Linked DNA regions of Homo sapiens: regions 2 and 3 are each linked to region 1. A link is an interaction called in ENCODE POLR2A ChIA-PET data of the cell type or tissue named here. Cell type or tissue: PC-9. All regions are shown on one strand. Links, peaks and the distances in the headings refer to the core of each region. The heading gives the core; the rest is flanking DNA. Region 1 overlaps DMXL2 (Dmx like 2). Region 2 overlaps MYO5C (myosin VC). Region 3 holds the start of LOC105370821 (a long non-coding RNA gene).

The links. Peaks named below come from ENCODE experiments on the same cell type or tissue, not always from the same donor. Only the 100,000 strongest peaks of a DNase experiment are listed, where the experiment ranks them.
Region 2: POLR2A ChIA-PET joins it to region 1 with 5 read pairs; 1 of 35 experiments calls an interaction of 5 or more read pairs at or near these places.
Region 3: POLR2A ChIA-PET joins it to region 1 with 8 read pairs; 1 of 35 experiments calls an interaction of 5 or more read pairs at or near these places.

Annotation. Positions count from the first base shown.
Region 1 is chr15:51,439,926-51,451,317 of GRCh38, reverse strand. It overlaps DMXL2 (Dmx like 2), which reads left to right. Exons shown (of 44, transcript NM_001378457.1): 43 at 972-1,189; 44 at 2,125-3,527. The coding sequence ends at 2,334. Among named protein-coding and RNA genes, the nearest start is that of GLDN, 100 kb to the right of the region's middle. RefSeq lists an enhancer at 676-1,875. In PC-9, for the core only: no CTCF peak of the experiment used is centred there; a DNase peak (open chromatin) is centred at 1,127; H3K27ac peaks cover 1,867 bases.
Region 2 is chr15:52,251,477-52,261,100 of GRCh38, reverse strand. MYO5C (myosin VC) reads left to right here. Exons shown (of 41, transcript NM_018728.4): 10 at 1-239; 11 at 4,381-4,462; 12 at 7,644-7,784; 13 at 9,586-9,624. Among named protein-coding and RNA genes, the nearest start is that of MIR1266, 21 kb to the left of the region's middle. RefSeq lists enhancers at 326-901, 3,208-3,784. In PC-9, for the core only: no CTCF peak of the experiment used is centred there; a DNase peak (open chromatin) is centred at 8,150; H3K27ac peaks cover 1,768 bases.
Region 3 is chr15:52,677,559-52,688,950 of GRCh38, reverse strand. It overlaps LOC105370821 (a long non-coding RNA gene), which reads right to left and starts at 9,346. Exons shown (of 4, transcript XR_932255.4): 1 at 9,258-9,346; 2 at 3,608-4,169; 3 at 1-38. ATOSA (atos homolog A) reads left to right here and starts at 9,563. Exons shown (of 13, transcript NM_001385016.1): 1 at 9,563-10,123; 2 at 10,829-10,945. The coding sequence starts at 10,930. RefSeq lists enhancers at 1,189-1,689, 10,528-10,667, 10,798-10,867 and a silencer at 9,628-9,947. In PC-9, for the core only: no CTCF peak of the experiment used is centred there; a DNase peak (open chromatin) is centred at 5,980; H3K4me3 peaks cover 585 bases; H3K27ac peaks cover 1,333 bases.

The DNA of each region.
Region 1 (11,392 bases), core at 66-2,565:
TTTAAAGAATTAAACCTCATCATAAAATACTTTTTGTCTTTTTTTCCTTTTTGTGGAGATCAAGGTCATGCTGTATTGCTCAGGCAGGTCTCAAGCTCCTAGGGTCAAGCTATCCTCCCACCTCTACCTCCCTAAGTACTGGGATTACAAGCATGAGCCACCACACCTGGCCCTAACCATAAAATAAAACAAAGGTTAACCTTATTATAATGACTAGAAATGTAAACAGTGCCATTTAAATATTATTCCTTTTAAGACAATACTTGCCAAATTAGTGTCCTAACTCTGTCTTCCACATAGTACCACCCAAAAAGTGCTCCATGCTCAAGTAAGTTTGGTTAAATGAAGTAGATTGTCAGAAAGACAGAAAGATTCTCAGTCTTTTAATACACTGATATGCATTTTGAAATATGTAGTTAATTCTCAATTTTATTGCAGAATTCTGCAAACAGTGGTTAACATTGCTTACAGATTTTCTGCATGTTAATTTGAATCTTTAATCATATTAAAATGCAAATACTCCTGGGAAGGATAATGAACTTCTTAACTTGTAACTGAAAACATTCACACATTTTCTCATAGTGTCGTTGTTTCAATTACTTACCTGAAAAGAACTTTTTGTACGGTACAGCACTTGGCTGGGTTAATACTCACCAACTTTGAGAAGGTTGGTCTCTGCTCTTCTGTATACTTTTTATGAGGCAGTATCACTTAGGGCTTAAGGTTTAAACTTTCTTTTTCTCTCTGTGTTCATTTCATATTGAGATTATGGATAAAAAGTTTGTTCTGACATTGCTTAACATTTTTCTTTAATCATGTGATTACAGAAATTCAATGACTTACAAAACAATAAATGTACCTTAGAATGAAAAATGCATCAGTAAGGTCTGTATTTAAATGTGGATGTAGACATCATAATTACCAAGACAAGAAATTGTTTTGAGAAATTCTCTGATGTTTTTCTTCTTCAGGTTTCACGTGCCACGATCATGGTGCCACGGTACTGCAGTATGCACCCAAACAGCAACTCCTAATCTCGGGGGGTAGGAAAGGACACGTCTGCATTTTTGACATCAGGCAAAGGCAGCTCATTCACACGTTCCAGGCCCATGACTCAGCTATTAAGGCTCTGGCCTTGGATCCCTATGAGGAATATTTTACCACAGGTTCAGCAGAAGGTAACATAAAGGTGAGTCAGTACAAGAGGTTGGAATGTGCTAAAGACTGATTGGAAAGAGAAAAAACAAAAACTCCACATTCTTTGAAATAAAGCTTCACTTTATTTCACTTGGGCTACTGCATGGAGATACTGCATATCTCAACACTCTGCCGCCTCCCCATGCTCCTGTATGGTTCTTTCTAAACTGTTATGGTCAATGAGATTATCAAACTCATTGGACTCAGGCCATTAGAAAGCTTTAAAGCATTCTATTTTGAGTAAAGTGTATGAGTTTAATGCATGAAATTTTTTGATGACATTAGTTTGGCTCCTTAGAAGCTTCTCCCCTCTCCCTCAGTACTCTTGTGTGTGGTGGAGGTGACGTTTCCAGTAAGTGAGCTAGTGCAGATGCTCCTTGACTTTATGGTGGGATTATGTCCCAACAAACCCATTATAAGTTAAAAATATTGTTAAAGTTGAAAAACATACTTTCAACTTAATATTTTCAACTTACTATGAGTTTATTGAGACTAACCTCAGGATAAGCCAAGGAGCGTGCTGAATGCGTATTGCTTTCACACTGTCATAAAGTCAAAAAGTCTTGTCAAACCATCGTAAGTAGGGGACTGTCTGTACCACACTACTTTTACATAGCCTTAGGACCTAGCTCAGCATGAGGAACACATTTAACTGAATTAACTCAAATAGTTAATTGAATTAGAGATGGGCTACATATGGTTAATATGAAGCCACAAGAGGATGTGAAGGAAAATATGGAAGGAGGACAGTAAATGAATCGTGGGAGTGGTGTTATCATTTCCCACTTAGATAAGCTCTTAGGAAAGAGGCAGTGGGTGGGAAGGTTGGGCTTTAGTGAGATCACTTGGGCCAAGGGAGCAGAAGGGCCATGTTTTTGCTTTTGGTCTTTTCGTAATATATTTTTAACTCCTTTTGTTTTGCACTAGGTTTGGAGATTGACAGGCCATGGCCTAATTCATTCATTTAAAAGTGAACATGCTAAGCAGTCCATATTTCGAAACATTGGGGCTGGAGTCATGCAGATTGACATCATCCAGGGCAATCGGCTCTTCTCCTGTGGTGCAGATGGCACGCTGAAAACCAGGGTTTTGCCCAATGCTTTTAACATCCCTAACAGAATTCTTGACATTCTATAAAGATTGGGGTTTTATTTTTATATACATTTCAGTTAAAAGGCACACTACAGTCATCACTAGGCAATTCTGCTTTCTAAGCAGTTGTATTGAAAACAGAGAATCTCTGTGTAGAATTTGAATATGACCCAAGCTGAGTATTATCTAAACAGGTTGGTGGAATGAATGCGCATGTACCTTATTATGCTGACATACTAAAAAAAATAAAACCTAGTATTGTATGAAGGATAGCTATTCTTTACAGCATTTAGCAAACCTGATTCAGAAAACATTTGAGATTAGCAAATTAGTAACTTGAAATAATGAAAAGGACGTTTATACCAAATTAAGGAAGAAAATGTTGCTGATTTGGGTTTTTCTTCCTGTTCTTACCACTGACTGAAGCATGCCTGCAGTCTCCTCCTCTGTTGAATGAAGGATAATCATAAGGTGTTTGTTAGGAGCGCTAGACCACCTGGAAAACTTTCTTAGCTGTGGAGCAGTGCGCAGTGACCAGTTCTCTGCTGTGAGAGGCCGTTTCCATTCTTTCCTGCTGAATATTTTTCCTGTTAGTGTTTATACTGAGCTAGTACTGTAACTTGCAAATGAGTGCAAATTTAAATGCAATGTTTTACTCACAATTTGCACATTCACATTTTTTGGACTGCTAGTTTTTCTATTTAAATATTTGCCTTCATGTTAGGAATGTACTATGTGAACATGACATATTTGTAGTTAACCAAACACACCTTCTTAGTCCAGTTTAGTACTTTTTCTTTTCGTGTATTCAAGGTTAAACACCCAAACATTTAAGGATATGTTGAAACTACACCAATAGAGCATTTCATATCATAATTAAAATGAATGTTAGGCTTCTTGTGGCCAGTTAATAGTTGATGAGATTGGTGACATTATTTATTGCCACAGCCTATTGTATAAACTATGCAGAGTTAAATATTTGCTTGTAAAATATTAGCCAATGTTGTCATTATTTTGATGTATTTCCTTGGTTATGACCAAAAATATGTTGAGATACTGAAACTAATGTCTGTGTGTTTAAATGTTTACCAGCAAATTGTCTTATCATGTTAATGAGAATGTTCAATGCCTGTGTGGTAAATAGTAAATACAATGGCATAAAAGTAACTTTCTCTGAAGATGTGATGTTCAGGCTGTGAAATATATATGTAAAAGAAAAATAAATGTTATTTGTTAGAGTTTTTAGTTTGATACTGTTTTTGACCATTGAGATTTTTAATTTGATAAAATGTTTAACTGTTAGAGAATTTGCAAGCTATTTGGCAGTCTATTCATTCATAAGTAAGTATTTACTGAATACCTTCTATACCAAAAGCCATTCTAGGAAATGGGATACAGTGGAGAGCCAGACAGAGAAAGCACACAATGTTGAGATTTAGCGGGGCAAGAGCTAACCTCACTATACCTTCTCCAGACAGATTTGAAGTTTATTGAATGAAGTACTAACCTCGTACCCAAAACTCAAATCTGAGTCTTGGCTATTTGCTTGCTCCTAAGTAAGTAAGGGAAGTCAGAATATGCCCACTGATAAGAAGAGCCAGGAAAATAAGCTTGTGAGTGACATCTCAATGCCTAAAGCAAAACTGATTCAAAGGAGCTTTCAGAAAAAAGGGAAGAGAACTTTCTCTGTCAGGTAAAAGCAGTAAGAGACTCTAGATTCACCTTCTAGCTTGAAACAACTAAAAGAAAGAAGACGACAAAATATATAAACAATGGTTCTCAAGACATTAAGCATCAGGTAGGGAGGGACAGTGATTCCTGAGAGGTGAGCATTTTAATTGTCCCAACTTACCACCTCAAGAAAGTTTCCAGGCCACAGGCAGGGAGAGAACCCAGGCAGAGCCTAATGGTTTCTCCAAGTTGCCAAGATGATAGAACTGCGAGTCTGGGGAATATAATGAGGATAGAGTTCGCAGGCCAAAGGCCACAGAGGGGCACAGGGAGAGGTACACAGAAGGTCTGTATTAGTCCATTCTCACACTGCTATAAGGACATACCTGAGACTAGGTAATTTATAAAGGAAAGAGATTTAATGGACTCATAGTTCCACGTGGCTGGGGAGGCCTCACAATCATGGCAGGAGGAAAAGGAGGACCAAAGGCACATCTTAACATGGCAGCAGGCAAGAAAGCGTGTGCAGGGAAACTGCCCTTCATAAAATCATCAGATCTCCTGAGACTTATTCACTATCACAAGAACAGAATGGGAAAAACCTGCCCTCATGATTCAGTTACCTCCCACTGGGTCCCTCACACAACACTTGGGGACTATGGGAGCTACAATTCAAGATGAAATTGGGTGGGGACACAGTCAAACCACATCAAGATCTTCCTCAATATTTTGCTGAGAAAGGAATCAGTGTATGTGTATGAGCAAATTGCTGGCACCCAGAACAATAGCCATCGAAAGGGATTAGAGGTAACAATCTAATCACACAAAGCTAGGAATTCAGCAGGAGGCCCCCCTTATCTGTGGCTTTGCTTTCTGTGGTTTCAGTTACCTGTGGTTAGTCATGGTCTGAAAATAGGTGAGGACAGTACAATAAGAAATTGAGAGAGGGAGAGACTATATTCACATAGGTTTTTATTACTGTATATTAATTGTTCTATTATTGTTGATCTTTTACTGTGCCTAATTTATAAGTTACACTTTTTGAGACAGAGTCTCACTGAGTCGCCCAGGCTGGAGTGCAGTGGTGCGATCTCAGCTCACTGCAACCTTTGCCTCCCGGGTTCAAATGATTCTCATACCTCAGCCTCCCAAGTAGCTGGAACCACAGGCATGTGCCACCATGCCCGGCTAATTTTTGTGTTTTTAGTAGAGATGGGGTTTCACCATGTTGGCCAGGCTGGTCTTGAACTCCTGACCTCAAGTGATCTGCCTGCCTCAGCCTCTCAAAGTGCTGGGATTACAGGTATGAGCCACCATGCCTGGCCTAAACTTTATCATATGTGTATATATAGAGAGGAAAACACATATATAGGGCTTAGTACCATCTGCAGTTTCAAGCATCCATCCACTGGAGTCTTGGAACATCTCCCTTGTAGATAAGGTGGGGGGACTACTGTAATTCATATTCTCACCAACCAGCTGGAAAACCTCATAATTCATGGGGCATTAGGTAGTACTCTCAAGGATTTTGCTGCAGTAGCAGGACAAAATTAGTCCTAGGATAAACACTATCATGGTCCTGCCTAAGAAAGCTAAAAAGGAAATGACCAAAAGCCAAATAGCTAAATTTTATCTGAAAACATAGCTCCAGAGTATTTGTAGGAATACAAAAATATCCAACACTCAACAAGGTAAAATTCACAATGTTTGACATTAAAAAAAATGCATGAAAAGTAGGTAAATACAAACCATAATGAGAGGGAAAACATACATCAAAACAGATACAGAAATAACACAGGTGATAAAATTAATAGCATAACTATTTCATATGTCCAAGAAGCTAGAGAAAAAATTCAATGTTAGGAAGAGATGTGGAAGACACACAGATTCAAATCAAACTTACAGAAATGAAAAGTATAATGTTTGAGATAAAAAAATACACTAGATGGGATTCACAGCAGATTAGACATTGCAGAGTGAAAAATTAGTGAATATGAAGGCACAATAGAAACTATCCAAAAGGAAACACTTTTAAAAAACATTGGAACCAAATAACACCAGTGAGCTCTGGGACAACTTTGAGCATCCTAATATATGTGTAATTGGAGTCCGTGAGGGAGGAGGGTAAAGGAAAAATATAATTAAAATAATGGCCAAATATTTTCCAGTTTTGATTCAACCACAGATCCAAGAGCTTTAATGAAACTCAAGCACAGGAAACAAGGAAAGTAGAGCCATACTCATCATAATCAAATTGCTTAAAATCAATGATAAGAGAAAAATGTTAGGATCACAAAGAGAAAATAGACACATTGCATACACAAGAACAAAGATAAGGATGACAGCAGATTTATTTCAGGAACAATGCAAACCAGAAGAGTGGAGTGACATCTTTAGAAGTTTTGGAAGCAAAAAAGCTGTCAATCTAGAATTCTTTGACCAGTGAAAATACCTTTCAAAAATGAAGTTTACATAAAGACATGAAAAGGGTAAAAGAATTCATCGCCAGCAAATCTGCACTATAAGAAATATCAAAGGAATATAAAGAAAGTTTCTGAATCAGAAGGCAAAATGATACCAGATGGAAATACGGATCTATTCAAAGGAATAAAGAGTACCAGCAATTATAACTACATAAGTAAATTACATAAAGACTTTTCCTCATTGTTTAAATCTCTCCTAGACAATTGTTTAAAGCATAAGTAAGGCCAGTCATGGTGGTTCATGCCTGTAATCCCAGCAATTTGGAAGGCCGAGGTGGGGCGGATCATCTGAGGTCAGGAGTTCAAGACCAGCCTGGCCAACATGGTAAAACCCTGTCTCTACTAAAAATACAAAAATTAGCCAGGCATGGTGGTGGGCATCTGTAATCCCACCTACTCAGGAGCCTGAGGTGAAGAATTGCTTAAATGTATGACAACAGCAGCACAAAGGCCAGGAGAGAACTAGAAGTATACTGTTGTAAACTTTTTACACTATATGTGAAGTGATATATCACTTAAAGTTAGATAAAAATCTACAGTATAATTAGTTTGGGGAGTGACATCAGCAATATAGCAGGATGGGACTTTCCAATGCTCACCCCCTCACAGAAACACCAATTTAAAGGACTATCCATGCATGAGAATACACTCACAAGAGCTGAGGAAACCAAATGAGAGATTACAGCACCTGAATGTTGCACAGAAATCAGAAAAGATGCTGTGAAGAGGATAGGAAAGAGTTTTACATGACCCATCCGTGCCACCCTCCCTCCACCCCTGGGTAGTATGACGTGGGGAGAGATACCTTCTGCATGGGGGATAGAGAGGGAGGTGAGCACCAGAATGGTGCCTCGGACCCCAACACCAGGCCTGCCCCAGTAAAACCCAGTGCTAGACCCCTATTGCCCAGATTTCAGGCCAGTTCCCGCAGACTGAGCCTCTAAGCCCATCTAAGCACCAGGCAGGATCCTGCAGCCCCAGGCCCCTCACTGGACTTCGTCTCTGGGCCCATACAATTTCTAAGCTCACCTGCAGCAGCCCCAGGCTCTGGACTGGTTCCAATGCCAGGCCAGACACCATAGTCAGGCTCCAGGATGGCCCCAAGGACTCAGTCCTCAGACTCATCCAGCAACAGGCAGACCCTAATGGATATAGGCTCCAGACAAGATCCCATGGAGCTGCCTGCAGGCCCGCCTTGGTGCCAGTGGACTTATTCTCTCAGGCCTACCCCAGGGCTGGGCTGTCCCCAGTGGCTCCATGCTCCAGATTGTTCCCAGGGCTGGGCTGGCCTCTATAGCCCTGGGCTTCATGCTCCCTCCAGTGTTGGTCCGGTCCCTGCAGCCCTAGTCATCAAGGGGACACCCATGGACCCAAGCTCCAGGCCTGCCCTAGCACCAGTTTAGCACTTGCAGCCTCAGGCTTCAGACCATTCTCAGGCTCCAGGCCTGTCCCACTGCCAGGATGGCCCCAGTGACCTGAGGCTCCAGACTGCCTCAACACCTGGCTGGCTGGCACCAGCAGCCTCAGGCTCCAGGCTGGCCCTGTAACCCCAGACTCCAGACCGGCCTTTGTAGACCTAGTTTCCAGGTCCTCCTCAGCCTCAGGCCAGCATTCATGGACCCAGCCTCCAGCCAGTCCTTGCAGACTAGGGACCCAGTCTGCCCCAGTGCCAGGCTGGGCCTTCACAACCCCAGATTTCAGGCTAGCACATGCAGACCCATCTTGTAGGCCTGCTCCAGCACTAGATTGGCAGCCATTGACCCCAGTACCAGGACGGCCCTGGCAGTCCTGAGCTCCAGAGCAGCTCAGTGCATGCTGGCCCATATAACCCCAGGTTTCAGGCCCACCCCAGCACCAGGTAGATACCCCTATCCTCAGGCACCAGATTGGCACCTGCTGCCTCAGGAATCAGTCTGTGTTAGCTCCAGGTTGGCCTTTGCAGTCCCAGACTCCAGGCTGGCATCCATAGACCCAGCCTCCAGGTTTTCCAAGCACAAAGCTGGCCCCCATGGTCCCAGGCTCTATGCCTAGGCCCTAGGTCTAGGCCCTAGCACTAGGTCAGCACCCACAAACCCCAGTCCCAAGCTGGCATGTGTGGACACAGGCTCTAGGCCTATCCGGTGCCAGTCCAGTTTTTACAAACCCACGCTCCAGCAGACCCAAGGTTCAGACCTGTCCTAGTAGACGCAGTACCAGGCTAGCCCCTGCAGACTCAGGACCCAGACCTAGCCCTACAGACTCAGATTCAAGGTCTCTCCCAGTGGACTTGTATGCCAGGATCATCCCATTGCCTGGCTAGACCCTGCAGATTCAAAGTCAAAGGCTGTATGTACCCCAGCACTAGATCAGCTCCCATGGACCTAATCAACAGGTCCACTCCAGTGAATCTGGGTTCATAGACCTAGGCACCAGGCCCGCCTGCCCAAGAACACAAGAAGCAAGCCTGCCCATGGGCCATAGCAGATAGTGGCCAGAATCTCTAGACAGGTTGACTGATGAAGTCCTTGCCCAACCAAAGCAAGCCTGCAAAGACTCGAATCAGTCCCTTTCTGACATGAATGCATGGCCACGTGAATCAAGAACAATCAGGGACACATGACACCACCAAAAGAACAAAATAAAGCACCAGCAACTGACCCTAAAGAAATGAAGACTTACTATTCAGCAACTACACTCTTGGATATTTACTCAAAAGTCAGTTTGTTGAAGAGATGTTTGCAGTTATCTTTATTGTAGCACTGTTTACTATAGTCATCTTAAGAAATCAACCTAAGGGTCCATCGACAAATGAATAAAGAAAATGAGGTATATATACAAATGAAATATTATTCAATCTTTATAAGGAAGGAGATACTATCATTCATGATAACATGGATGGGTTTGGAGAACATTATGCTAAGTGAGATAAGCCAGGGATCTCTGGGCACTGGGGGAAGGAGAACATGGCAATTGTGAGGCAATGAACTCAGGGCTGTCCTGTTAGAGCAGAAAGGAAAACCAGACCAAACTCAGCTGATGCTCACCCATGGAAGGAACATTTAAACCAACCCTACCCAGAGGGGAATCGCTGATCCCAGCAGTCTGAACCTGAGTACCTATAAACCTTGCCACTGAGGGCAACAGTGCTCTGTGTCTCCAGGTAAACTTGAAAGGCAGTCTAGGCCATAAGGACTGCAACTCTTAGGCAAGTCCTAGTGCTGAATTACACCAAGACAGACAGTGGACTTGGAGAGGACACATGAGACATCAGCTGGAGCAGTCAAGTGAGTGCTGGCGTCACCTCTTCCCTAACCCCAAGCTACACAGCTCGTGGTCCCAGGAGAGACCTCTTCCTTCCACTTCGGGAGAGAGGGAAGAGTGGGGAGGACCGTATCTTACTACATCTAAAATACCAGCCCAGCAAGAGCACAATAGGATACCATTCAGAGTCGTGAGGCCCCTATCCCAGGCCCTAGCTCTCAGATGACATTTCTAGACACACACTAGGCCAAAATGGAACCCATTGTCTTGACAGAATACAGTCCTGGCAGGATTCATCAGCTGCTAACTGGAGAGCCCTTGGGCCCTGAATTACTAGGAGTGATACCCAACTATTACATCGAGGGCCTTGGGTAAGCCTCTGAGACCTGCTGGCTTCAGATGAGACTTAGCACATTCCCAGTTGTGGTGGCAACAGGGAAAAACTCCTTCAGCTTCAGAAAAGCAGAGGGAAAAGTGTCTTGCATCTTAGGTACCAACAGTGCCACAGGGGGGTAGAGCACCAAGAGGGCTCTTGGGGTCCCTCAATTCCAAAATATGACTCTTAGATGGCATTTCAGGACCTGCCATGGGCCAGAGGGGAGCCCATTGTCCTGAAGGGCGAGTCTTAGGCCAGACAGCGTTCACAACAAGCTGATTTAAGAAAACCTGTGCTTTAAAGGAACATCAGCAGTAGTCTGGTAGTACTCCTCATGGCTTGGGGTGGCAGTGGCTGTGGGGTGAGGCTCCTCTCCCTTTGGAAAGGGGAGGGAAAAGTGAGAAGGACTGCATCATGTAGTTTGAGTGTCAGCTCAGCTGCAATATAATAGAACACCAAGTAGACTTCTAAGGTTTTTTAACTCTAGTCTCTGACTCCCAGATGGTACTTCTGGACCCACCTAGGGCTTGGGCAGTGTCCCTGCCCAGAAGGGAAGGACGAAGATCTGACTGACTTTGGCACCTGGTGATTATAGAGCCCAAGGGCCTTGAGTGAACATAGGCAGTAGTCAGGGAGTGGTTGCAACCGGCCTTGGAGGATACCCAGTGCTGTGCTGGCTTCAGGTCTGACGCAGTGCAGTCATAGTGGTGGTGGCCACAGAGGTGCTTGTGTCACACCACCCTCGGCTTTAGCTGGCTCAGAACAGAGACGGAGACTCTGTATGTTTGGGAGAAAGTTAAGGGAAGAGAACAAGAGTCTCTGCCCAGAAAACTAGATAATTCTGGATCTTATCCAAGACCATCAAGGCGGTTCCTCTACAAGTCTTCAAGAATGACAGTGTTACTGGGCTTTGGTTACCCCCTAAGGCAGATACAGCTTAGATCACAATACCAAAGTCCTTTCAAGTATCTAGAAAGTCTTCCCAAGAAGGACAGCTACAAATAACCCCAGACAGTGAAGACTACAATAAGTCCCTAACCCTTCAATGCCCAGACACTAAAGAACATTTACTGCATCAGTACTATCCAGGAAAACATGACCTCACCAAATAAACTCAGTAAACCACCAGAGAATAATCCTAAAGATACAGAGATGTGACCTTTCAGACAGAGAATTCAAAATAGCTGTGTTGAGGAAATTCAAAGAAATTCAATATAACACAGAAAGAATTCAGAATTCTATCAGATAAATGTAACTAAGATTGAAATAATTAAAAAGAATTAAGCAGAAATTCTGGAGCTGAAACATATAATTGGCATACTGAGGAATTCCA
Region 2 (9,624 bases), core at 7,125-9,624, 800 kb before region 1:
TGTGAGCTCCTGGGCCTGGAGAGTGGCAGAGTTGCTCAGTGGCTGTGCAATCGCAAAATCGTCACAAGCTCTGAGACGGTGGTAAAACCCATGACCAGGCCTCAGGCTGTCAACGCCAGGGATGCACTGGCCAAAAAGATCTATGCTCACCTGTTCGACTTCATTGTGGAGAGAATTAACCAAGCGTTGCAGTTTTCAGGCAAGCAGCACACTTTTATTGGTGTTTTGGACATTTATGGGTAAGATTCTCTTCAGTGAGCCTGTCTTTCCTCCTTTAAATGTTGAGAGCCGCATGGTTTTTAGATCATTTTGTTCTGGTTCTTTTGTATTTCACATGATTAGAAAGATAACATTCTCTGCTTTTGCCCCTATAGATGCTAAGTACACTCTCCTGGGCTATGGTGCCATTTATTCAAAGTGCATTAAAGAGATGCTGAATTAGGAATGACCAATGTCAAGAGCTTACTGTGTGCCAGCTCTGAGGCTGCTTGGCTTCCATGGGCTTTCTCACTTAATTTCTTAAACAACCTTATAACTATCCCCGTTGTAGAGCTGCAACAACCAAGGCTTAGAAAGACTCAATAACTTCGTCACAATTGCTCCGCTGGTGGGAGAACCCAGCACAGTTGTGAGGCTCCTGCTTTTGCTTTTCCCACCAAAGGCCCCTGAGGTGTGGAGCCCCAAGGTCCCTTCCCATTCGAATCACAGGGGATGACAAGTCACCTAGGCTTGCACCTTGCCCAAGCCCAGCGGCCAGAGGTGGACTGAACCCAGGTCTCTGATCAACCACCCCCCTACCCCAATCCTTTTCCGTTCTTGGGTGAGAAGGTCTTGGATTTTCCCCAGCCCTCCTCCAGGAGGTCTTACCCTTCATCCCACCCTGGAGTTGGGTTCTTTTTCATTCTCTCTGCCTGGTCCTCCTTTTCTAAACCCCGGGCTCAGCTCGTGCTGAAACAGCTATGGAGTAACCAGAGTGGAAGCTGGCATGGAGGGCTCTGTGGAGATTGTTATCCTTCAGGCTTTTCTAGCAGCTGGCCCCAGTGCCCAGCCCTTGCCCCTCTCCTGGGACCCACCCTGGTTTCTTAACAGGAGAAGGGGAAGATTGACCCATGAAAGGCATCCTGGAGTGTTCCACCTGGATTGGGGGATCTTCCCCACACCATGGCAAAAAGCAGCTCAACCCCATTCCCCATGCAAAGGGGAGAGCTGAGCTCTGGCCTTCACGGCCCTGCTGCTGCCTCCTGGGGAGGAGGGGGACAGGGCCACACCACGCTGTTGGACTTGCACCCAGGTGGAGAGGCAGCTTTTCCCATAGCTGTCAAATGGGAGACAGTCAAGGGAGCTGCTTTGTTTAATTTAGATCCTAAGTTAATACATATGGCTCCCAATTAATAGTACGTGTCAACAGTTATAAAATGCTTAATACATTACTGGGATAGCCTAGTCAATTATTTACCTTGTCTTCTTCCCAGAAAGTGTTTGAGCAGCCAGTTAAAAGCTTAAGTGAACTTTTAAAAATGGATAGTCCTCATTAAAAATAGTCCTGTTTCATTGTGGTGGAAATACGTAATTATTCTGTTATTCCCTGTTCTTTTGGGTGTTTTTAAGATGTATTTTTAAATGACAGTCCTTTATTTTAACAGTATATTATTTCTTTCTTTTTTTTCTTTTTTTTTTTTTTGAGACGGAGTCTTGCTCTGTTGCCCAGGCTGGAGTGCAGTGGCACCATCTCGGCTCACTGCAACCTCTGCCTCCCAGGTTCAAGCGATTCTCCTGTCTCAGCCTCCTGGGTAGCTGGGACTACAGGCACCTGCCACTACGCCCGGCTGATTTTTTTTATTTTTAGTAGAGACTGGGTTTCACCGTATTAGCCAGGATGGTCTCGATCTCCTGACCTTGTGATCTGTCCATCTCGGCCTCCCAAAGTGCTGGGATTACAGGCGTGAGCCACTGCACCCAGCCATTATTTCATATTTTTATCTAACAGATGTTTATGTCCCAGGCACTGTGTTGGAGGCAGTGGTTGAACAGCATAGATGTACGGCTCCTGCCACCGTGGGACTGAGACTGGTGAGGGCAGCAGGCCGGCAGTAGAGGTTAGGATGAGTCCTGGGAAGGGAGGAAGGTGTGCTGGAGGTTAGCAGAGGGTGGGGACAGAGCAAGGGCAGCCATGTGCAAGGAGTAGTGAGCTGGACGGTGGCCCCCAGGCAGGATCCAGAACCACTGTAATAAGGAATTTGAATTTTTCAGCTATGTGGAAAAACCTGAGACAAGAGTATTTATAAATACACAAAGACTTGTTAGAGTAAATTATTTTAAGATTCCTCTCAAAAATTCTAACAATAGCCTGTTTGCTGCCACCCTTGAGTTCATGATACGCCTCCAAAAAAATCAGCTTTCCTCTAGGCAGCAGGGCTGCAGCCTGGGGCCAAGCCTTTCCCGCCCCCTCCAGCAGCCTCGCTTCTAGGCTAACCCTCGCCTAGGCATACCTGCAACTTTTGAGAAAGCTCTTTTTGACTTGGAAATAAGGAAGCCTCAAAGGAAGACTTAGCATCTTTGAAAGCCAGTAAAGCTGAAGCTGTGAGCTTCAAGGTCTAAGCTGAGAGTGAATGAAGGCTGGTGACTCCCCAGCCTGTCGTGTATTTATGTTCTTTGGACCCAGAGTTGGAAAAACCTGGGTCTGGGGGTCAGACCCCTGGGAATGAGCTCCGTAGCATACCAGTTACGTGACCTCAAGAAAGTCACAGAACCTCTCCAAGCCTTAGTTTCTGCATCTACAAGATGGGGCCTCTCTTGCAGGGTGATTTTGAACATATGATGGAAGAAATTATGCAGGTACCTTGAAAACCATAAGCATGGTTCCAGTGTGAAGTGTTTTCATAGCCAATGTGCCTCTAGCATTTTAAGTCACAGATCTAGGTCTTTCCATGGGTCCTAAACTTCAGATTTTTGTGCCCCAAAATAATGCATTGATGTTTGACATTTTGCCAGGTTCTAGAAAGCCCTGCCCTTGGCCCCAGCTGTGAGCTGCAGAGCTCAGTGAGACCCTTTTTAATCTTCCCCCAGGCCCAGCCCTGGCCTTGCTTCCATGAGCAGACCAGCCTCCGAATCTCTGAGCCACCAAGGCTGCGTGTGGAATGGGGCTGTCAGAGCTGCTATGAATCACCCTGGAGCTGTCTAGAGGACAGTCCAGGTTCTTACCCTGCCCAGGAATTCCAGATTGAGCCAAACCAGCTCAGTCAAGTGAGACTCCCAGGGGACCTGTGATAGGAGCCGGCAGGAACCTCTCAGGATTAGAGCGATTAAGAACAAAGCTTTGGAGGCACCAAGCACTGGGGTCGAATTGCATTTCTGGCACCACTTGCTGGCTGTTGGTCCTCACCATGGTCACTCCTTCTCTGACCCTCGTGTGTGACAGTGGAGTCACAGGAGCCCTTCACATAGGGCTGTGTTAGGGTTATAGGAGGTGACGTGCATAAATGCTGACACCTTAAAAGTGCTCAGCAAGCTGCCTTCCAGCAGGAGCTCATCTGGCCAGGTGGTAAATTTGGTGCCTCTGTTTTGTTCGGCCCACGTTTTGCAGAGTGGGATTATTCACTTAAAAGTCCCAGTTTTCTGACTTTTCTTAAGAATCAATTAATCTAACATCCTGGGCCGCATTCATCCATGGCTACATCCGGCAGGAGCTGAGTAGCAGCTGCCTCCCCAAGGGCTCCTCTCAGTTCTTGAGCTTGCAACTCCAAGGCAACTGCAGAGGCAGCTGATGAAAGTCTGAATATGGAAGCCAGCCATGTCTGTCTCGTCCCTGATGGGGTGTGCTGGGCTGTAGGATATGAAATGACTTTGCCCTTTTCCTCTAGGAGCTATGAAAGCACCCCTTAGGGAGGCAAAATTGTGCTGCAGTTGTGCTGCTCCTCCCCTCAACAGACAAGGAGAGAATAGGAAACCACATTGCCTTCTCATTGGAGGCACAGGCATCACAGTCAGGCAGCTTCGCAGCTAAGTTCTGACACAAGCTGTGTGACCTTTGGCAAGTTTCTTAACCTCTCGGGCTTATTTTCTGACCTATAAAGTCAGAATAATAATTGCCAATATCACTGTTGTTGTGCGGACTACACCATATGGTGACATGCTTATTTTAATGCCTGGCTTGAGGTAGGTGTTTTATACCTACCAGATTTCTTCCGGGGGACAACCAGGAAAAGGGTTATTTATAAACTGACTACTAGGATATCATTAAAACCAGAAGCTTTGAGGGGTATTTAAAACTTGTAGAAGACATAGCAAACGTTTAAGCTTTTAAGTGTCAAAAAATATCTATAAACAAATGCATATGTCTTGCTTCAGGTTATATTTTAACTTGTTTAAATTGTATTTCAGTTTTGAAACCTTTGATGTGAACAGCTTTGAACAATTTTGCATCAATTACGCTAATGAAAAACTGCAACAACAGTTTAACATGGTAGGTGACCTTTCTGCCTTCTTGACTAGTTCTCAGCCGCGCGCGCGCGCGTGTGTGTGTGTGTGTGTGTGTGTGTTCGTGGAAAGAGGCATTCTTCTTTCTTGAGGTTGCAAATTTTTATGCAAGGAGCCTCACGCTGGGTCACTGCACCACCTTGTGGCCAAATCTTGAAATCACACCCTCTCATCTATTTCATCTTTTTTGAATCACCTGCCAATGTGTGAGCCTCACTGCCCTTCTTGGATACAGACCCTCTGTGCAGCCAGACAAAACTATTTAGTTGGTTGCCTGAGGCCTCCACTTTCTTTCGAGCCTCTCTGTCTTTGCACTTGCTGCTTTCTCTGCCTTAACCCACGTGCTCCTGTTATTTCCCCATTGCTTTATCTTCACGTGGCCAACTCCAGCTTGTGTTTTGAGATCCAGCTTCCCTGAGAGCCTCCTGCGATACCTCCTGGCCTCTTCCTATGTGCTTCCTTATCGCAGGCCTGTCACATGGAATTATCATCATTTGCATGCAAGTTTCCAAATAGACTTGGTCACCTGGAGAGGCCAGGACTGGCATTCTTTGTCTCTCTCAGCCCAGTGCTTATCTCGGCACATGCAGCACTAAACAGCAGATGGCCAATGGATTATGGGAATGAGTTTCTCCAACCTTAATTTAGAACAAGACATATATGGTACCTTCCTAACTAACAATAAGATCAAATGTATCATCCCATGGAAACAGACAGGAGATGGATTCCAATTTTTTTTTTCCACTGGGAAGATTTGTTTATTCAAAAGACGTTTTTGAGTGTATACTGTGTATACCAGGTACCAAGTTAAGTGCTGAGGTAGAAAGATGAATAAAACAATTTAAAAAATGTTGAGTAAATGCTACTTGTGGCTGTTTGGGCATTTATTATTGCTATGTGTATTGAATACAATTTCAACCTCTTAAATCAGTTCCCTAGATGCAAGAACTTTATTGAATTCACTTTTGAATTCCCAACAGTACTGACGCCTTTCTGCTCCTAACAGAAGTCAATGAAATTAAAAGTTGATTGAACATCTTTCTACATTGGCCCTACCATGAAACTACTCTCATATTTTTTTTATAATTGCCTCCTTAACATTTATATTTGGCTCTGTTTCTGAAAAGCCATGAAAGCTAAAATGCTTTACTAACTCACATTTTCCCTTTAGCTTACATTCTAAACTTTGGCTACATGTTTATGGGAAGAATGGTGATTCCAGTTCATAATAGAAATCACACTTTAATACCCTAACAGTTACTCCAAGGAAAGGTTATACCTTTGTTAGTGTCCAGTCTTATGCTCCCTCAGAACCCCTGAGGAAAACATAGCATGACGTCTTGGAGAGTGTGGGCTTTGGCTCAAACTAAATTGGGTTTGAATCTCAGCTCTACCACCTCCCTCTGGGACCTTGGGTTCTCTGAGCCTCTGTTTCCTTGTTTTAAAAATGAGTCATCATTACACATTGTATGTATGTGTCAGAATATCACATGTACCACAAAACTATGTACAACTATTATGTATCAATTTAAAAAGAGTCAATAATAACTGTCTAATATTGTGAGAAGACCTAACATTGAATCCTACTCAGTAGAAGTTTCTTTTTTTTTTTTTGGCCCAGAATTAATTCATGTATAACCATTAAATTTCATTCCATTGTAAATTTCATTTCTTTAGCATTTGCAAGGCTCTCCTGGAAGTTTAACATTAATAACTACAGCTGAGGTTTATTCCAAGTGCATATTCAGTATAACTCACCTGAAGTCAAACTCTCTGTGGCTGCTACCCTGTTCCCTGGCTGCAATGGCGTGCTGCTCCCCAACATGTCCACCTTAACCTCAAAGTGACACTTATACCAGATGTCTTGCCAAAAATCACAAATCAGAGGCTGTAATTCTATTTTTTTTTTTTTGCTTTTGTTCTCCTCTCCTGTTCTTCTTCCTCTTCCACTTCCTCCTCCTTCTCTTCCTTTTTCCTCTTCTCCTTTTTCTGAGTCATCCATCAATGTGTAGATCCTCCCAGGAGGGGTAGTATCTTCAATTGTCAGCACAGAAAGCTTTGGGTAGGACTCTCCTGATCTCCAGTCCCCCTCTTCTGGCTGCCACTGGGCCTTGCACCTGATGCCCCCAGGGAGCTCAGCAGTAGCAAGTGTAGAAGTGCCGGTGCCACCTTCTCCTCTCAGCCCGCTTACCCTCCACGTGACTTTCTGTGGTCAAGTCACGCCATGGACCCCATGTCCTGAGCCTGACATTCATCCTGACCTCTTCGCTCCTCTTCCTCCTCCCTGAGTCCCAGCCATCAAGAGCATCGGGCTGAGTCCTCATTGGTCTCACTGCCTCCGGTTCTTCCCTCCTCTGAGCCATCCTCCAGGTCTCATCATAACCCCTCCGCCCTCCAGCGGGTCCTCACTGCTCCTAGAAAAAGGCCATAGGCCCAGAATTCTCTAAGGAGGGTGTGAAGGTCTCAGGTGATTTGACTGTACCATTCTTTGCCACCACATTGCTGCTGTCCTCCTGTAATTTCTAACCTGCTTGAGGTGCGTTTCTCAAGCACCCATTGAGCTTTCATGTGGTTCCCACTGGGATTCCTCCATAGGAGGGTTTTCTTGATGCCCCACCCCACCCCACCCTACCCCACCTCACCACCTGCCAGCCAAACTTTCTTTCATCCTCCATGGTAAGCCTGAGTACATCCTCTGGGAAGCCTCCCTGATACCCTTACAGCCCAAGTGAGTAGTGCACGAAGATCTCTAAGCAGTGGGCTTCTCCCACCGGCCCCGCAGCTAGCATTCTCAGGTAGCTGGCTCCACCCAGCCAGGCTGCATTAGGCCAAAGAGGCTGGATCTGTCCTTGGATAGCTGCTAGCAGGAAGGGGCTGTAGGACCACACTGAGTACCATGTGGTGCTGGTGGTGACACAGGCTGGCCCAAGCCATGTCCTAGGAGGTAGAGACCCACTCAGACTAGGTGGGAGGATGACAGCTAGACTCGCTTTAGGAACTCGGCGGTATTGATCACGGTATGGGCCTTGTCTATACTTCAGGGTCCTTCTTTTTAAACATAAATATTACAGATCAACCATTTACATTTTCCAAATGCTTACATCCTGCTCTTTGGAAACGTATTTTAATATTCTGTTTTACTTTCTGTATTAACTTTGGATTCCCAGCATGTCTTCAAACTGGAACAAGAAGAATACATGAAGGAAGATATACCTTGGACGCTGATAGATTTTTATGACAATCAACCAGTTATTGACCTGATTGAAGCAAAAATGGGAATTCTGGAGTTACTGGATGAAGAATGTTTGGTAACTTTTAAGAATAATTGTTTTTTTCAGCTTTTAAGTAGTAACAGATGAGCATTTTGCAAAGCAGTTTTTTTGAAGTGTGCTTGTGAAGTCCTGATGTTTATCCAGTTGGTTGGATGGATATTAATGCTGGGACAGCATCCACAGCAGGGACCCCAGAGGGCCCACTGGGCCTTTTGCCCTCAGCCTGTGTAGACCACGCTTGGGGAGCTGCACCACCTCTTTTACCTGACTTCCAGCATGGAGGCTGTCCCAAAGTGTATGTAGAAACATGCATGAAAACAGCAAGTGACTCCACTCAAGTTGTCGGTGACTAATAAGAATTGAGTTTTCTTTTACATCCTGATTCTTGTGAGTCATCAAGAAAAATCAACATCGTATGATTCACCAGAAGAGCTTTCTAGAGTTTTCTTCTTACCATTTCCCTCTGGGAAACTCTGAAGTAGGCCAGCCTGGCAGTGTCTCTCATGGGGCCACAAGAACAAATAATCCCAAAGTGAGGATTAATAAGGTTTCGGGGTTAAAGGATTTTTTTTTTTTTTGAGACGGAGTCTTGCTCTATCACCCAGGCTGGAGTGCAGTGGTGCCATCTCGGCTCACTGCAACCTCCGCTTCCTGAGTTCAAGTGATTCTCCTGTTCCAGCCTCCGGAGTAGCTGGAATTATAGGCGCACACCACCATGCCCAGCTAATTTTTTGTATTTTTGGTAGAGACGGGGTTTCACCATGTTAGCCAGGATGGTCTGGATCTCCTGACCTCGTGATCCGCCTGCCTCGGCCTCCCAAAGTGCTGGGATTACAGGCATGAGCCACTGCGCCCGGCCAATTTTTGTATTTTTAGTAGAGATGGGGTTTCCATCTCAAAAAAAAAAAAATCACATGTATCAAGATCAAATTTCGCAACTAGCTTAGTACAAGGAGGTATGCCCTTATTTCAAGGAGTGAGTTAATTAGGAAGTAAAATAAGAAAAACTATTTTCCTGAGGCAGGGGAAGGGGAGGACTCTCTATTCAGGTGCCAGTCTTTTCCCATTCACCCGTGAATAAAGGTCATGTTCGTGTAATGGAACCCACACTATTTTTTCCTGAACCTTTAGATTTCTTTGGGAAGAAATAAAATACTGCCTATTTTATAGAAATAAAATTCTTCATTCTAAAGTCATTGTGTGACCATTTCTTTTTAAAGTTTTGTTCTTCTAAAGAGACTTTGATGTATCCATTAAAATATCACATCAAATACCCCACAAATATATATAATTGTTATTTGTCAATTAATAATAATTTTTAAAGTGCCCTAAAGATTAAGATCAAGGATAAATTAATGCCTAAAGTTGCTTTTTTAAAAGCCTCTAAGGCCAGGCGCAGTGGCTCTTGCCTGTAACCCCAGCACTTTGGGGAGGCCAAGGTGGGTGGATCACCTGAGGTTAGGAGTTGGAGGCCAGCCTGGCCAACATGGTGAAACCCCGTCTCTACTAAAAATACAAAAATTAGTCAGGCATGGTAGCAGGCACTTGTAATCCCAGCTACTTAGGAGACTGAGGCAGGAGAATCGCTTGAACCCAGGAGGCAGAGGTTGCAGTGAGCCAAGATCGCGTCATCACACTCCAGCCTGGGTGGAAGAGCCAGACTCCATCTCAAAAATAAATAAATAAATAAATAAATAAATAAATAAATAAAAAGCCTCTAATTGAGAGCAGTTCACTAAGTGCCAAATCACCTTGGTTTCTTAGAATTAGTGCTTTTCCTCACCTGTATGAATCTCTGGTTTTCTTACTTGCTATTTGGTTTATTTTTCTTTTCCAGTTACCACATGGAACTGATGAAAACTGGCTTCAAAAGCTG
Region 3 (11,392 bases), core at 4,574-7,073, 1.2 Mb before region 1:
ACAGTGAGTTCAGTTGGGCCCAGGCTACCTTCCTCCATCTGTAAAAATAGTTTCAAAGTTATTCCTTCTCTTTTGGGTGACATGATTGCCAGATCAAAAAGATATTTCTCAGTCCTTGTCTTATTCGACTTTTCCACAACAGCCAACATAGCTAAACACCCTGTCCTTCCTGATAGCCCATGACACCAATATCTTCATCTACTCCCATGGAGCAGCCACCATTTACAGGCTGATGGCTTCTCAGTACTATACCTTCAGATAAAACCTCATCCTGAAGTCCCAGAGCAGAATCTTTTTCTGTCTTCAGAATGTCTGTCTAGATGCTATGGTTTTTCAAATGTAATATGTCTGAAACTAAGTACTTTTTCTCCTTTTCTCCCCAACCCCCATCCCTCAGTGGCCAATCTGATCTTTCTCTTGTATTTCCTATCTTAAAGTACACGGTGACCTGCCAACTATTCTGAGGAGGATGGATGATTGACCTCTTTCCCTACAGCCAGTCACCACCAGAGTTCTATCACTTCTACCTCCTAAAACTCTCTCCAGTCCATCTTCTCTGCTCCATCCTGATGCCATTGCTTTAGTTCACATTTGCATGATCTTGAGGTTGGATCATTGGAATAGCTTCTTTGCTACCACATCCCCCACCATTCTCTTCCCATCTCCATCTTCTGTTGTTGAAGCAATCTTTCTGAAACAATCTATTTATTATAACCTTTTGTCATTTTCTGTCATCTACAAGAAATTCCAAATTCACTACTATAGCTACTTTGGTTTGCCATTGCTAGAACAATGATGCATAACAAACCATTCCAGAAATTAGCAGCTTTAAACAATAACTTAATCTTATGAATCTACGGGTCAGCTGTGATGGTTCTGCTAATCAAAATTGGGTTGATGTGTGAATCAGTTCCAGTCCCTTCCACATGTCTCTCATCCTCCTGGGAACAGCAGGTTAGCCTAGGCATCTGCTTTTCATGGTAATGGCAGAGACAACAACAGAGGAAATAGGCAAGATTTCTTAAGATTTAGCTCAGAGCTAGCATGCTGTCCCTTCAGCCTCATTCTCTTCATTAGGGCAATTCATGTAGCAAAACAAAAAGCTGGGACATATACTCTGACCTATTAATGGGAGGGACTGCAGTTACCTGCCAAAGGCATGGATGTGGGGAGGAATGAAGACTGGGGCTAACGGCAAAAAACAAAAACAAACAAAAAAAAACCTCTCTCTAATGCTGTACCTATTGCTTATGTTTAACCTCCTTGAAACTGACCTTCCAAAATGGCATCTTGATATGTTCTAACATGCCTCAGTGACATGCTGTTTCATCTGTGAAGAATAGCTTCCACCATCCTACCCCACTTTGCCTGTCTAACCTCAGTCTTTATTCTCCAAAATATAGCTAATATGTTCTTTTCTTTCCTTAGCAGGCCCCTCTCCTAGAGAGAATTAACTTTTCCTTCTTTGTGCCACGTGTTTTCCTTATGCACGAATATTTTTGCTGTTATCAAACCAAATTGCAATTTATTTATTTATTTATTTTTTGAGACGGAGTCTCGCTCTGTCGCCCAGGCTGGAGTGCAGTGGCTGGATCTCGGCTCGCTGCATGCTCCGCCTCCCGGGCTCACGCCATTTTCCTGCCTCAGCCTCCGGAGTAGGTGGGACTACACGCGCCCGCCAACACGACCGGAGAATTTTTTGTATTTGTAGTGGAGATGGGGTTTCACCATGTTAGCCAGGATGGTCTCGATCTCCTGACCTCGTGACCCACCCACCTCAGCCTCCCAAGGTGCTGGGATTACAGGCGTGAGCCACCGCGCCCGGCCGCAATTATTTATTAACATGACTGTCTCCCTTCTAGATTGATAGAGCTTTTTGGGGTAAACATTTGCTTTTCTAGTCTCTGTATCTCTAGGGCCCAGCAAAGTATTTGGCATACAAAGTTCAATGAATGCAGAATTGAATTAAACTTATATTATACAGAAATGACATTTTAGAAATAAAGACCAATTATTTTGAGTTGCAGGTAAAGAATTTGCCTGTGCAAGTTGAAATAAGAAGGCTAATGTTCTCTTTTCTCTGAAGCATGGCAGCATGAAATTATTCAGAGCCAGGCACAGTAGAGCATGCCTTTAACCATGGCTACTAGGGAGGCTGAGGTAGGAGGACCGCTTGAGCTCCCAGGAGTTAGAGACCAGTCTGGAAAACATTGCAAGACCCCATCTGAAAATGCAAAAGGAAAACTGAGATATATACAGTCAGCAAATAAAGGAATAGCTCCTAGAATTCTCTATGCCTAATTGAGCTTTGGGGTTCTGATAGAAGCAGCAGAAACTGGATTTATCAAAAAGGTACTACAAGTTGTTTTATCATGCTCTATCTACTACATGTGAAGAATTTAGTCTCAATTATGAGTTTTCCCATTTGTGAAAAGGGGTTAGGGAATTTCTGTAGTTTTTATGCATTCTTACAAACCTTTTTCTTTCTTAAATTGAGACAGTAACCTTAGAAAAGATTTCTCTTACAAATCTTTTTGAAGGGTAGAACTCTGTTCAAAAATGCTTTTCTGAAATACCCGATCAGTTTATATTGCACATTTTGAAATGGAGATCACTGCTGCTGTTTATATCTACTTTTCAAGTCCAATGTATGAAATCTTTTTAACCATGAAAAGTATTATTGTGGAATTCTCATTAGGATGCAATGAACTGATATACTCTGATGAAAAGATGTAAAGGATCAGTAACTTCATTTATAATAAACAGTATCTCTACCAGCTCATGAAGAGTGAAGCTGCTTAGAGTGAAGTCTACCCATCACTGCTTCTAAAAATAGCTCACACTGTTTGGGTAGGTAGTTCTGTGTGTGACCCTCTAATAAGTATGAAGAGAAAATTAATTTATATGAAAACTCTACTGAACCTAAAGTGGGTGCTGTGGCTCACTTGTGTAATCCCAGGGGGAGGCTGAGGTGGGAAGATCACTTGAGTGAGTCCAGGAGTTTGAGACCAGCCTGGACAACATAGCGAGAACTCCTCTGCCCTACCCTGGCAAATAAGTTAAAAAATTAGCGGGGCATGGTGGTGATGGTGATGGGCGGCTGTAGGCCTACCTACTCCAGAGGCTGAGGCAGAAGGATAATTTGCCCACAGGAGTCCAAGGTTACAATGAGCTAAGATACTCCACTACACTCCAGCCTGGGTGACAGAGTGAGACCCTGTCTCTAAAAAACAAATGCCTGTAATCCCAGCACTTTGCGAGGCCGAGGCCAGGCAGATCACTTGAGCCCAGCAGTTCAAGACCAGCCTGGGCAACATGGCAAAACTCCTTCTCAACAAAATACATAAAAATTAGCTGGGTGTGGTGGCATGTACTTTCAGTCCCAGCTACTCAGGAGGCTGAAGCAGGAGGATCATTTAAGCCTGGAAGGCAGAGGTTGCAGCAAGCCAAGATCACACCACTGCACTCCAGCCTAGGCAACAGAGCAAGACCCTGTTTTAGAAAAACAAAACAAAACAAAACAAAAAAAAAAAACTCTACTGAATCTAGCCTGTTTTCAGAAGGGTTGTTCACCATTGTTCCTACTATATCTAGGCTGTGCCCTTACCATTTTGTGATGCATTCAAGTCTCATTAGGGTGCACTGAACCCTTGATAAGATGAGGACAATTAAATGCCACATGACACATTTTAAAACAAAAAAAGAAAAGATTAGGGCAAGCAGCAAGTTTCCTAAGCACAGAATTTGCACCGCTAAAAGGCATCACTTGGTTGAGGAACATGACTGATTTTCAAATGTCTTCTGAAGTGCTGGGTAAGCCACTGAATCCTACAGCAAATAGAAATATTATGTAAGCTACATATATAACTTTAAATTTTCTATTAGCCACATTTTGAAAAATTAAAAATAAACCCAACATATCTAAAGTACTACCATTTCAACATGTGATCAATATTTTTAAAGTATCAATAGAGATATTGTACATTTTTTCCCACTGTCTTTGAAATCTGCTGTATATTTTATACTTACATTTCAATTTGTAGGTTCAATTCTCATTAGAAATACCTGATGTGGAGCTAGGCATGGTGGCTCATGCCTGTAATCCCAACACTTTGGGGGGCCAAGGCAGGAGGGTTGCTTGAGTTAGGATCACACCACTGTACTCCAGCCTGAGAAACAGAACAAGACTCTGTCTCTTTAAAGAACTTTAAAAATTTGAAAAAAAGAAAGAAAGAAAGAAAACCTGATCTGTATTTAGATTTCCTAAAATCGGCAGTTAAAAAATTAGATTCACTTCTTGGCCTTTTGGCTAAGATCAAGTGTAAAAAAAATTAGATTCATATAGTCAGTTGTTCCAAACATACTTAGTTTTAAAAATGAGTTCAGTTATCAAAAATTTATTTGTTTGTCTTTAGTAACAGGATCTTGCAGTGTTGCCTAGGTTGGAGTACAGTGGCACAATCATAGCTCACTGCATTCTTGAACTCCTGGGCTCAAGTGATCCTCCTGCTTCAGCCTCCTAAGTAACTAGGACTACAGGTTCATGCCATCGTGCCTGGCTAACTTTTTAACTTTTTTATAGAGACAGTGGTCTCCCTATGTTGCCCGGGATGGTCTCGAATTCCTGACCTCAAGCAAGCCTCCCACCTGGGCCTCCTAAAGTGCCAGAATTAGAGCCATGAGCTACCATGCCCAGCTGAAAATTTATATTTAAATTGATTAAAATTAACAATTCAGTTTCTCAGTTTCACTAGTCACATTTCAAGCACTCAATAACCACAGATGACTATAGCTACTGTATTGGCCAGAGCAGTTCTAGAGAATAGTGACAGCCTTGGATCTTCAATAATCACTTGAATCTTTGTGCCTAGGATAGTGCTATTCAATAAGGAAAGACAAAAGAATTGGAAGTCAGTCCATCTGCCCTTAAAAGATAAAAGGAATATGTGGTTTTAAGATCATAAATATGTGTTCAGAAAAAAGACAGAGATGGTGTGTATGAGTGTATGGGTTCTAAAAGACATTTTGAGGTGAAACTTTGGGCTTTCAAAGTCCAGAAGGGTTTCCATAGTAGTTGGGGAGGGATCTCATGTAGGGCAGAAGCCCAGTGTCAGGAAGATACAGGGTTTGGGTGGAAAATGAAACTAAGAGACCAGTAACAGATAGTGGGTAAGAACGTATGCTCTCAAGTCATGCTCACTAGGTGTGAATCCTGACTCTGCTACTGCCTAACTGCTTAAACTTGGGCAAATTATTTAACTTCCCCTTTTCTGTGTATTTGGTAGGGATAATACTATTTCATAGGGATGTTGTATTAAATGGACTAATAAATATATAAATCATTCAGAATAGTGCTTATGACTTAAGTGCTGAAGAAATTTCAGCTGCTATTATCTGAGCATGACCATTTGCTCTTTGGGGTGTGCATATAACACATCAACCAGAGCTGTTTGATTTAGAGCTTATATCTTAAAGCACTAAGCCTAAGTGTATATCAACCAATTTAAATTCTAAATGCAGAACCACTTCTCAACATTTCTGAGCCATAGTTTCCCCACTTGAAAATTTTGAAATTATTTAACTTATTTCAGAATATTGTAGTGGAAATTAAATGAGTCCATTCAGGAAGCGGCTGCCTTCTACTTATTAAATATAGCTTTGGGAAAGTTACTTGTTTCTCTGAGCCTCAATTTCCTAATCTGAGAAATAGTTATCACCCTCTTTGGATCAAATATATATGTAAAATGCTGAGCACAGTTACTGTCACAAAAAACGGCCATTATTATTCTTTAAAAAGACATTAAGTCTTGGTGGGTCGGAGACCTCCAGCAGCTCAGCAAAATTGTCAGGTTAATTAAAGGTTTATCCACCTTGAAGTTTAGAGGCCCTTGTATTTCTAAGCCCTAAGACACTTACGCAGACTGGGACCAGAAAGAATACATTTTTACTTCCTTATACCTGTGGTTTTAGAGGGTAGACAAACAGGAACCTCAAAAAAGAATAAACCAGACAACCAACTTATGTGAAGGTAGAAGGTTGTTTACAGAAGCCAATGCCTTAGCAATGACTCCATGATCTTTCTCTCTTAGAAATTAACTGTACTGAATTTAAGTGGATAATCAGAAACAATTTAGATATGGAAAAGATAGCTTGCATTTCATCTTGTTTCAACAAGTACTAAAAGTACATTTTTCTTTTTAACTTTGCAAGAACAGATTTATTTATACATTTTAATTCTACTCATCTTTATTTCTACAATATTTCATGGCAAATAAGATGTACTGATTACCATCTTTAAAATAATGTATCTTCATTTGACTCTCAACCACTTATTCATGATTATCCTCTAGCTATGGGTCATAGAGTTGTTCTTTTAAGATACTAGAGATATCTTAACATTTTTCACTCATTTACTGTTAACTTCTACAGAATTAAAGATCTTCATGTTTGAGTAACCATTCAGAACCTCCATTCTTTTTCTTAGTCACATGGCCATCTTCCCTGTGTGTCTTCTACCTTCAAACCTCTCCTTCTTATCAGGACATTAGTCACTGGATTTGGAATCTACCCTAATAATCCACCTCATCTTAACTTCATTACTGTACATATCTAAGTTCACATTCACAGATGGGGGATGGGAGTAGGACTGCAACACAATTTTTTTTTTTTTGAGGGGAGAACACATTTCAACCCACAATGGGTTCCTACTATTATGAGACAACATATAATATATACATTGCCCCAAAAGTATAATGAAAATGTGTCATTTACAAATGAAATTTGTGCTACCCACCAATTTCTCAACTCTACCTTTATCCCACTAGGGAGAAAATGCCAGCCAGTATTAGACATGCAGACTACAGGCATGCACAAGAAAAGCATATTAGAGAATACATAGGTTAATATTTATTGAGCTCCTACTTTATATCCAGTTCTTTACTAAGTGCTAGGGATACAAGAAAGAAGAAGGTACCAATCCCTGCTCTGGTGGAGCTCATCCTGGTAGCCTGGACTGGTTCCATGACTTTGGTCATCGTAACAGCCTTGTATTCATAAAGTGAGCAAACCAGTTATCCTCATCACCTTAATAAGTAAAAGAACTTAGAGACAGTCATTACAGATTGATCATACACCACCCATTTCAACAAAATCTGTAAAAGTTGAGGGGATGAAGATGAGTTGCTGAAGATGAGTTAACTTTTTTTTGAAGTTAATTACTCATATACGGCTTTGAAACCCTAGGGGAAAGCAAAATGGAAAGCAAATCAGATGAAAAGAGGGTAAGGTTCCTGCCAGCTATCTTGATTCCCTTGCTTACCCTTACCCTTCACCAACTAGGAACTAGAAACATTTGTTCTGTTTATGTGCTCTGAGGTGTGAACAGAGCACCTTAGAGTGAATTGCCATTTCAAGTCATTATTTCCAAACGCTCTGAACATGTGTTACATAATCATAGGATAAAAGAAAGCGATAACTATTGTCAGAGTCTAAACACCTCACTTTTATAGGTGAAACAAAGGTGTTAGAATGTGACTTGATTAGGGCCATGTAACTGTAATAGTACTATAAGCTCCTTGAAAGTAGTGACCCTATCTGGTTTTGGTGACCTTTACATTCTCAGAGACTTGTATGAGCCTAGCAGGTAGTATTCAGTAAATGCATATTATGGAATGAAACAATTTGAATAATGAGTCAGAAATACACCTTTTAAATACTTTTTCTGCTGCCATAATGATTTCAAATTTTTGAACAGGTTTAAGATTCTAAATTTAAAAAAACTTCAGGTTAGTCTAACAAATGTTGACATCATCATTTACCCAAGTGCTGTTAAAAATTATTTAAAAGAGAATAGTTTGTGCTACACACTAATAGTCTTGGCTTCTGCTCTCAACATTTCCTGGTCTTTTTACCTCTTTTGCATTAGATAGAGGAAGAAAGAAGCTAAACCAGATTTTGCTGCCTGTTCACCCAGTAAGCCTTTTACAATAGCTGTTATTTGGTCCCAGCTGTTGTGCTAAATTTAGGTTTTTGGCTTATCTGTAACTGTTCTGTCTCCCATTACCAAGTGCTTGTAGAACAAGTAAAACTTCAGTTCATTTTTTAAAAACTACATAATACAGTATTCAATAATATCAAAGTCAAATCCACTGGGATTTAACATTTGTAGCATTTTATAGATTAAAGAACTGTTTCCATTTGTCAGTTTCATCGTCATGATGCCAGAACATTTCAGAGAAAATGAAATGTTACCCTCCTGAATGTTCTCTCCGCTCTGATTAGATACAATCGTGGAGTTAAGGTTAACAATTTCAGTTGTACATGTTATTTTACTGTACATATCTAAGCACTAGAAAATGTTACTTTTTAAATATTTCATGCCTTTTTCATAAGAACTTTACCTGAGGCCAAAAAAATGGAACTGCCAATCTTGCAGTTTATAAAACTCTTCTGATGTGAAAATAATAGACTCATTGTAAAAAAAATTTTAAAACAGAAGGGCACAAATAAAAAAAATCCCCTTAGACTTGTCCTAATACTTTCCTGTGATCCTTTTATGCAAAATTATATCTAAAAAAAAAACTTTTTCTAATGAAACCAAAGAGCCTTGCAAATTTTTACTTGTCTCCATTTGGGCTCATGCCCCATATGTACTTTGTCTATAGACTGAGTAGCTAATAGCTGCAGCGCTTGTTAGGATTGGGTTTTTTTTTAAGTACAGCAGATTCCTGTCATCTGTTTGTGTTTAAATGACGACAACATCACAACATGAAATGCCATCATGTCACATTGCTATAGCACAACAACAAAATTACAGCTCCCCAACAATAACATGCTGTCAAAGTGTCCTCCTGCCCATGAGTCAGTGTTTTAGAAGTTATGAAGATTATTTTTAGCACAGCGAGTGTCTTGGAAGCTTGGGTTCTGAATCCTACTAAAATCCTTAGTGATTTGGGAAAATCTAGGGTGGGGGTGGGCTTCCTGTTCTTAAATTCTCCCACTCCCTGACCCGCATAGCTGCCCACCCCCCGTCCCGGTCACATTAAACCCGGGTTCCATTATGCGCTGCAATCCACTTGGGGCTCGATCACAACTCTGTGCCAGCATCCCGGGAGGAGGAGGAGGAGGAGGAGGAGGGGGGGAAGGAGGGGGAGGGGGGAGGAGGAGGAGGAGGAGGAGGAGGAGGAGGAGGAGGAGACGACGACTATAATTATCCTCCACGTCTGGGGCAGGCCTTTGGATGACATCTCCCCAGTTACCCTGCGCTCTAATAGCGCAGCTCCGATTCCTGGTCTCAGAATCCAGGCGCGCCTCTGCCGGCTGGGAGCGCAACCGAAGTGCCTGGGACGTCTCGGGCTTCCGGGACTCTGCTGGTGTCTCCCAGCCGCCATCTCCAGCGCCCTCGCACCCGCCGGGCACCTGCACCGAAAACCCGGCCCCAAACTAGCGCCCCGGGGCGAGCGGCGGCATTGCCATAGTAACCGGGCGCCAGGGCCGCGGAGGCCGCCGGGGAGGAAGTGACGACCGGGGTGGGTTGGCTGTTGTTGGGACACGTGACCTAGGCAGTGTTTTGACAGGGCAAACAGCAGAGAAAGAACTGGCCGAGCGAGGGGGACGGGGAGCCGGGGCGCCAGAGCTAGAGACAGCGGGCGGGCAAGGAGCTGGCAGAGGCGCTGGGCAAGAGGGCCGGCCGGGGCTACGGGCGGGGGAAGCCCGGGGGTCGCGGGGCTCGGGTGCCAGTCAGGCAGGGCGGAGGGGCTGAGCGCAGGGAGCGGAGCGAGGCGGTGGCTGAGGCGCGGGTGGATGGCCACAGGGGCGCCGGGGAGCCGCTTCGGGCTGGTCGTCTCGGGTCCCCACGGTCACCTGAGGCAGCCGCGGGGGCCGCTGCGCTCCATACTCCGCTCCCGCTGGCCCTGCGCCTCTCGGAGCCTGGGGTCTGAGGTGGGAGTGTGATGTGAGCTGCTGGGCGAGCGGTGGAGAGAAGTGCCAAGAGGAGGCGGGATTGGGACGGGAGAGGAGAGCGAGTTAGTCAGCAGAGGTCGGCCGAGGGAGCGGAGGAGCCGGCCAGCTCGAGAGCGCCATGAAAACAACTCTCCAGCGGGGAGAGGGGCAGACGCGGCGCTCGGTGCGGCGGGGCTGAAGGAAATCCGGGGCCGCGGCGGGACGGAAGGGGTTGTGCAGAGCAGGGGGCGAGCACAGGCTGTAAACACCTCCCCCGGAGCCGGCCGCGGAGGACTGGTTGGGAGTTGGTAGGGTCGCCCCGGGACAGCCCGGAAGAGTTCGTTTGGGGCTGGGGGCTGGGCGGGAGGAGGTGACTCGGGTTTCTGTGTAAACTTGGCCGCGGTTGCCGCAGGAAGGCTAGCCAGAGGGTAATTACACAGGTGAGGCCCGGCGGGGCGGGCGGAGGGCTCGGGAGGCGCAGGGGACTGGAAGAGTTGGCTGCGCCCAGGCACCAGGTGGAAGAATTTCCATACCAGCCCTGCGGAGGTGCCTCTGTTTCCAGAGGCGTTTTTGTACGAAGGGGTTAGTTTGTGTTGCTCAAATCTTTTTCTTCTTCTTGCCTGTACCTCCAGGTTATAAATAGATCCTGTTTTGGTTCAGAGACTGTGTCAGAAGGACACATTGGCCTGGAGAGCACAGAGGCAGGGAAGGGGGTGCTCGATCCGGAGGAGATGGGGGAGGCGGTGCAGAGAGTTTTGCTTTTTTCAGACCAGCCGAGGGTGCTGTCACCGCAGTTGGTGCCAGGAAGAGGCCTAACTTAACAGTAGTTTACTTGCAAGGTCCGGGTATTAGAATAGGGCCAGATTAATTTTATTTTTGTCTCTTTCAGCATTTTGAAAGCGAAGCAGAAGCCGTAGAATCAGCGGCGAGCCTGTTGAAAGAACCCACAGGTGCATTTCACAGCACTCTGGGCGAAAATTGGATGTGAAAATGAAGCCAGACCGAGGTAAATGATTTGTTTAAGTAGGGCTTGTTCCCCCACCCCCTTCTTTTCTATGCCTCAATTTAGAAGTGTTAACCTAATTCTGCAGTAGGATCAACTATTTCTGTATCATATGTGATTATCTGTTTTTGTGACAGATTCCAGCTGGTGAGGTAGAGAAAGGCATATGGAAGAGAAGGTTAAGCGTTTTTACAAAAGTGCTTCTGAAGCACTAGCTTCAAGAGAGATTCTAGTGTATCTCAAAATGAAAGTAAAGAATGGTATTTGTATCTGTTGCCACAATACAGGTATCATTTTAGAGTTGTACTTGCTCGTTTTTAGGTAGTCAATCTAACTTCAACTTTCAAGAAGTTCATAAGCTTTTTAAACTTGAATGTGAACTTGATAAAATGAAGAGAAAACTTAAGCTTGAGTTGACAACTGTTATTTTATTACTACTTTGATTAGTTG